2 separate regions of the Homo sapiens genome follow, and region 1 is linked to region 2. The links are chromatin contacts, found by Hi-C or POLR2A ChIA-PET in ENCODE. All regions are on one chromosome and are shown on one strand. Each heading gives the region's core, a stretch centred on a gene start or an enhancer-like site at or near the end of the contact. The rest is flanking DNA. Distances are from core to core; before and after follow the strand shown.

What was found. Hi-C counts contacts between places; a loop is a spot of excess contacts on that map. ChIA-PET counts read pairs that join two places held with the same protein, here RNA polymerase II (POLR2A). Pooled maps may share reads with other maps.
Region 1: a loop to region 2 is called in a map of PC-9, with 10 times the contacts of the local background. The contact joins two enhancer-like sites. A Hi-C loop is called at or near these places in 9 of 168 maps with a recorded cell type or tissue (IMR-90, PC-9, ascending aorta and 5 more), 1 of 37 single-sample maps with no recorded cell type and 11 of 50 pooled maps. POLR2A ChIA-PET finds 5 or more read pairs at or near these places in 2 of 52 experiments (MCF 10A and PC-9).

What each region holds. Positions count from the first base shown.
Region 1 is chr10:29,810,799-29,813,821 of GRCh38, reverse strand. No RefSeq gene overlaps it. Among named protein-coding and RNA genes, the nearest start is that of SVIL, 180 kb to the right of the region's middle. Within about 2 kb of position 1,666, at least 20 of the 41 ENCODE cell types and tissues checked have a DNase peak (open chromatin) inside an H3K27ac peak, as active enhancers do; they include PC-9, ascending aorta, gastrocnemius medialis and 2 more, where a contact is called at or near this core.
Region 2 is chr10:29,956,395-29,959,389 of GRCh38, reverse strand. No RefSeq gene overlaps it. Among named protein-coding and RNA genes, the nearest start is that of JCAD, 100 kb to the left of the region's middle. Within about 2 kb of position 1,374, at least 11 of the 41 ENCODE cell types and tissues checked have a DNase peak (open chromatin) inside an H3K27ac peak, as active enhancers do; they include PC-9, ascending aorta, gastrocnemius medialis and 2 more, where a contact is called at or near this core.

The DNA.
Region 1 (3,023 bases), core at 417-2,916, 150 kb after region 2:
TTTTTGAGATGGAGCCTCACTCTGTCACCTAGGCTAGAGTGCAGTGGCACGATCTTGGCTCACTGCAACCTCTACCTCCTGGGTTCAAGCAATTCTTATGCCTCAGCCTCCCAAGTAGCTGAGATTACATGCGAATGCCACGACACTCGGCTAATTTTTGTATTTTTAGTAGAGATGGGGTTTCACCATATTGGCCAGGCTGGTCTCGAATTCCTGACCTCAGGTGATCCGCCCACCTCGGCCTCCCAAAGTGCTGGGATTACAGGCGTGAGTCACTGCGCCCGGCCCTATGACCACTAATTCTTAATGCTGCCTCCAGTCCAGGTGAGGGGCTGCTAACAAGCTCAATGAAGTCAGCAGAAAGCAAGCTATGAAGGGCTGAGTTGCTGCTGGGCCTCATGACCTCACCCCACCTGATGCTCTGGGGGTGTTGGAAGCAAGCCTCAGTCTCTCCTTCCTTTCATGTTTCCCTGGGCCCCTGAGACCTACCAAGAGCTTGGATAATAGATGTCAATGGCAATTTGAGCATTTGCGATGCAAGACGATTGTGAAGGCTGCCACGGCTAGAACTTACCTCTTGCAGGAGGACAAAGGTAGGGCAAAAAGTCTAACTGTGAAGTCTCCTGACAGCTGTTTTTCTCAAGATTTTCATACCTTCTTCTTATCAGTTCAGGAGTGGAGGCTTTTTGCCGGCTGAATGTGCATCTTCTGCTTTCAAAACAAAAACCCTTTCCCAGTAATCTTCAAAAGTATTATATTCCCGACTGGACAAAGGAGGGGATGGGGCCTCTCCCTAAAGAGACCCCCAAGGCCTGGCGTGGTGGCTCATGCCTGTAATCCCAGCGCTTTGGGAAGCCAAGGTGGGTGGATCACCTGAGGTCAAGAGTTTGAGACCAGCCTGACCAATATGATGAAACTCCGTCTCTACTAAAAAAAATTAAAAAATATAAAAATAAAAAAATTAGCTGGGCGTGGTGTCATGTGCCTATAATTCCAGCTACTCAGGAGGCTGAGACAGGAGAACCGCTTGAACCCAGGAGGCAGAGGTTGCAGTGAGCTGAGATCGCACCATTGCACTCCAGCCTGGGCAACGAGAGAAAAAAATTCCGTCTCAAAAAACAAACAAAACAAAAAAAGATACCCCCGAGGTAAGGTCTGTGCCACCCTGGCTATCATTGCTATCTCTGCAGTGACTTCAGCTCTGACATTTGACCAGTTATAACCTATTCCACCCTGCCAGTGCTCACATTTGGGCATTTATTTTGATGAAGGGGGACCCAGAAGGGAAGGAGAAAAGAGACAGATACAGGTCGCAGAAACAAAACTGCTCGAGTGATGCTCGAAATTCATCCTACCCCCACCCAGGGAACTTTTCTAGGTGCTGTTTTCTCCCTAGGTTTCCACACATCCCTCCCCACCTCTGTGGCATCATGATCACACACACACACACTGCTTGCAAGTCAGCACGCCCTGAATGTGCTTATCTTCAAAGCCATCTCAGACTTGTTTTTGCACCCTCAGAAGATAGATGGTTGTGGCAGGTGTAAAATGACATCAGCAGCACAGTCATTCAGGGAGGCTCCCAGCCAACTTTCTGTCTGTTTAAAATATCAGGGCTTGGCCTGAACACAGGATTTTGGAGCAAAGTATGTTGTAAAGCCCACCTGAGTAAACTCACAGAGATTCTCACTGTTTGTCTCTTCTGCACGTCAACCAGGGGTTTTATTTCCCCACGTTTCTTCTCCTGGGAACATCAGAACTCTGGGTTCCTTTGAATTGTCTGTGAAATCCTGCAGCAGTAAGTTAGCTGAACCTTGAAAAGAAGTAGACAAAACTCTAACCTTGTATGGTCTTAAGCAAGAGGAATGACTTGCAGAACACTGAGCAGTGACAGCCCGTATAAAAATTATTTTGTTGGCAGAGACTCAAACAAACTGTGCAGTCAACCACATGGTTTACAAAGGAAAGATCTGCTAATTGAACAGCATTGCTCAGCACATGGACGACAGCCCAGAGCTTAAATTTAGCTAGATGCTCAATCCTCAGTCTACACTAGTACCCAGCTGCATAGTGGAGGATTCTTTCCATCCCAATGGGAAGATGAGGAGAAAAAGAGATGAAAGTTGCGTGAAAGGTAATCTGCTGTGCTGAGTGAGGGTCTGAACGGTGAAATCAAACCTTCATCTTCCCTTACCCATCTAGAAAGTCCATGTCGCATCTCAGAAGAGCTCTGCTTCCCTGGATTCCTAGTATTCATTGATTCAAAAACTCCATTGGCAATTGGTTTATTGACATTTATAGTTTGTACGGATTTCTTCTTGCTCACATTCAGGGGAACTTGGCGTGAACATTTCCTGGTTCATTCATTGAACCAGTTCATCTGTCTTTCCAAAGGGCAGGAGATTGAAGTCACAGACATCAGGGGACCTGTCTGTGGTGTCTGTCCCCACATTGATGGTGTGGGTGTTCTCAGCTGATCTTAGCCAGGGGATCCCCTCCTCTCTCTCTGCTGAGAATCCTTCTAGAAGCTGTGTTCTCCTCTAAGAGGGTGACATTCCCAGAGAAAAGGGGACAGTCTTTCAGGGCTGACATCCACATTTTGATCCTTGCCCATGAGTCTCACTGCTCCTTGGCCTCTGTGCCCTGTGAGCTTGCACTCCCACATCTCTCTTTGACTAGCTCGTGCCTTGGTTTACATCTCACTGCATCTGTCAGTTCTCAGACTCACAGCTGTGTTAGGGAAATACTAAGAATAAAATCATTTACACATTTGGAATGCAAGAGGCTTTATAAGGGGACCACAGAACCTCATTCATTCCAGATCTTTGGGATGAAGTGGAGACAGCCACCATGTAGGAGGCTTTGGAGTGGAGTTGTAGACATAGGTGTCACCTTTCAGGTCAATGCTGATGCACATAAAGAGACACGTACTTCATATTTTAAAATATAATCAACAGGCCTAGTAGAAGCAATCAGGGCTCTTGGAAGGAATGACTGCTTTCAAGTCTAGGAAAAAAAATACA
Region 2 (2,995 bases), core at 125-2,624:
ACTTAACTACCCCAGCAAGCCGATAGTACAGACCTTGTTTGACAAACTGGGAGACTGAGCGTCTTCATCTGCCAGGGAGGCTATAATGGAATGTCATAGACTAGGTGGCTTATTAACAACAGAAATTTATTTCTCGCAGTTCTGGAGGCTGGAATCCTGAGATCAGGGTGTCAGTGTGGCGGATTCTGGTGAGGGCCTCTTCCTGGTTGATAGACAGCCGTTTTCTTGCTGTATCTTCACATGGCAGAAGGGGCCAGGGAGTACTCTGGGGCCACTTTTATAAGGGCACTAAACCCATTCATGAAGGCCCCACCCACATGACCTAATCACCTCCCCCAGGTCCCACCTCCAAATACCATCATACTGTGGGGTAGGATTCAACATATGAATTTTGAGGAAACACAAACATTCAGTCTATAGCACTGAGAGTCGGAGAATTCAAGTTGTGTGGAGACACACAAGAAACATGTGATGCATACGGAATTCTAATCTGAATCTTTTAAATCCAGGGCCCCTTTCCAACACCACAAGGTCGAAGCAAGATGGGGAGGACTGGGGCCCCAAAGTGCTGAGAAAAGAGGCTTTGGGGAGGCCCCAGTGAGAGCACAGAGGTGCTGAGAGGGAAGCGAAGCAGAATGGGTGGAGCCCGCATGGTCTGACAGGCAGGCAGGTGCTGTGGCATCAGGCTAGAAAGCAGAATCTTAGGCTTTTTGAGTGAATTGTGTAACCGCATCATAAAATGTGAATGCATTCTTTCTGATATGACAACATGAATATTATGATAGCCAGAGATGGTCTTATCTGTCTCCTTTTTCCTCCCAAGGTGTAATCTAAGCAAGGCTTAGCACATAGTAGCTGCTCAGTAAACATTTGTGCATGTCTTTATTGAGTCTAGAATAACCATCACCTTTTCCTTTGCTCTCAATACTATTTCGCCTTCTTCATTTCCATGTGTTTACTGAGAAAAAGTTGTGTCCAAATGCACAGCTCATTTTATACTAAAAGCACCTAGGCAGACGATGTCACTGGCAAAAGTCTAAATCCCTTATTTGAGTGTGCTGCTTCTAAGAATTGTCTCTAGGGTGCTTCCAGAAAGGACTCAAAAGCCATCCAAACTGTGTGGGTTGCACAATCAAAGAGTGCTCGTTCTTTCGCTGATCTTTTCCCCTTGCAAATACCTTGGGCTGTGTTCACCTCCTGCAAGATGGATTACTGAGCCCGAGGAATTAGTTGGCAAATACCACCAACTGGTTTTGACAACTGTTTTTCACAAAGTGAGAGAGAATTTTCCTTTTTGAAAGGCTGAAGGCAGGAGACATTCCCCTGAGACCAGGTCTTGGGCCCCTGCCAGGCTGCCATGGGCCATTGCCCTGCGGCTTTCAGAGTGGCTGAACCCTGCCTGACCCTGGCCTCCCTAGGGGACTGTGACCCTGGCAGGACACCAAGCAACAATACCAGCCTTCCCTGAGAGTGATGAGACTAAAAGGGCCAGGCAAATAAGGCAACAAGAGAGGGCAGGTCTTAGCATCAGAGGTGGGAACAAAGGGGCCCAGGTGTGGCAAAGATGAAGAGCAATCGGTCCCTAGGATACAACTCCTGCAGTGTCATCCCAGAGGTTCCCAGGCATTCAAAAGAGAAGTTTCCAATTTGAACAAAATATTTTCCTATTATTCAACAAGCCCAGGTATTCGCGTGTAGATCAAACCTAAGCGCCTGCGCATTTCCAGTCTTAATATCTGCTGGAAGGGATGGCAGGCCTTGCCCTGTTCTGTGCTAGGGGGAGTTTTCAGTGGGCCCTTTCCCCGAAGCTGTGAGACAGGGAAGGCAGGAAGCCCAAGAGGAGGAGTGAATGGAGCCCTAATAAAGGCAGACTGGAGAAAAGAGGTTTCGCTGCTACAATATACTGCACTTTCTGCATAGGGTGAAAAACAGGAACCGTGGTGAGCAGGCTGGCAGCAGAGCCTTCATTAAAGCAGTCAGCCACTGAGTGTCTTCCAAGCCTCAGGCCTGTGTGAGATGCTGTGAGGGAGACCAAAAGCGTAAGATGGGACTATTTCAGCCTCTAAAGAGGGACACCAAAATGCTAGCAATGATTGTATTTGGATAGAAGAATTCTAGATGATTTCTTTTCTTCTTTCTTTGTCTCTATTTTTGGTTTATCCTCATTTTAATAATGTTCTATAATAAATATAAACGACTATATTACTAAAAGTTACTTAAACTATTATTTTGTAACTGTTTTCAAATTGAAAATCTTTTGTTTGCTTGTTTAAGATATGATGCCTGTAATTCCAGTGCTTTGGGAGGCCGAAGGGGGAGGATCAGTTGAGGCCAAGAGTTTGAGACCAGCCTGGGTACATAGTAAGACCCGATTCTCTACAAAATTTTTTAAAACTTAGCTGGGCATGGTGGCACACACCTGTAGTCCCAGCTACTTGGGAAGTTGAGGCGAGAGGATTGCTTAAGCCTAGGAGGTCTAGGCTGCAGTGAGCTATGATCATGCCACTGCACCCCAGCCAGGACAACAGAGCCAGATCCTGTCTCTTGAAAAAAAAAATCCCTGCCCAGAGGAGCATAGTTGGAAACTGTTGAGGAAGACAGCACTGCCATTTAGACAACTAGAGTAAGCCATGTGAGTCCATGCGTGGCCATGTTCCAAGGTGTGTGGCACACAGCCTGCATTTCAGGAGTTTAGAGAAGACGGGGCAAAGGATGGTCGTAGTGTGGTTATCTGAGAAGACTTCCCAGAACAAAATGTCTCCTATGGGCCACTCCCTTTCACAATCACCATTGTCCTTTTTTCCAATGCCTGGGTTAGTGTATAAACCACAGTAGATGTTTGATAAGGCCCTGTCCCGTTGGAATGGAATTTGACCAGATGACGTGGAAGAGGGCTGAACCCCTGCAAGCAGAGGCAGGACTGGAGCACAGGGTCAGGGGCACATTGTGCACACCCCTTTGGTCATTGAGTACGGCCACTCCTCCCCCAGTATGG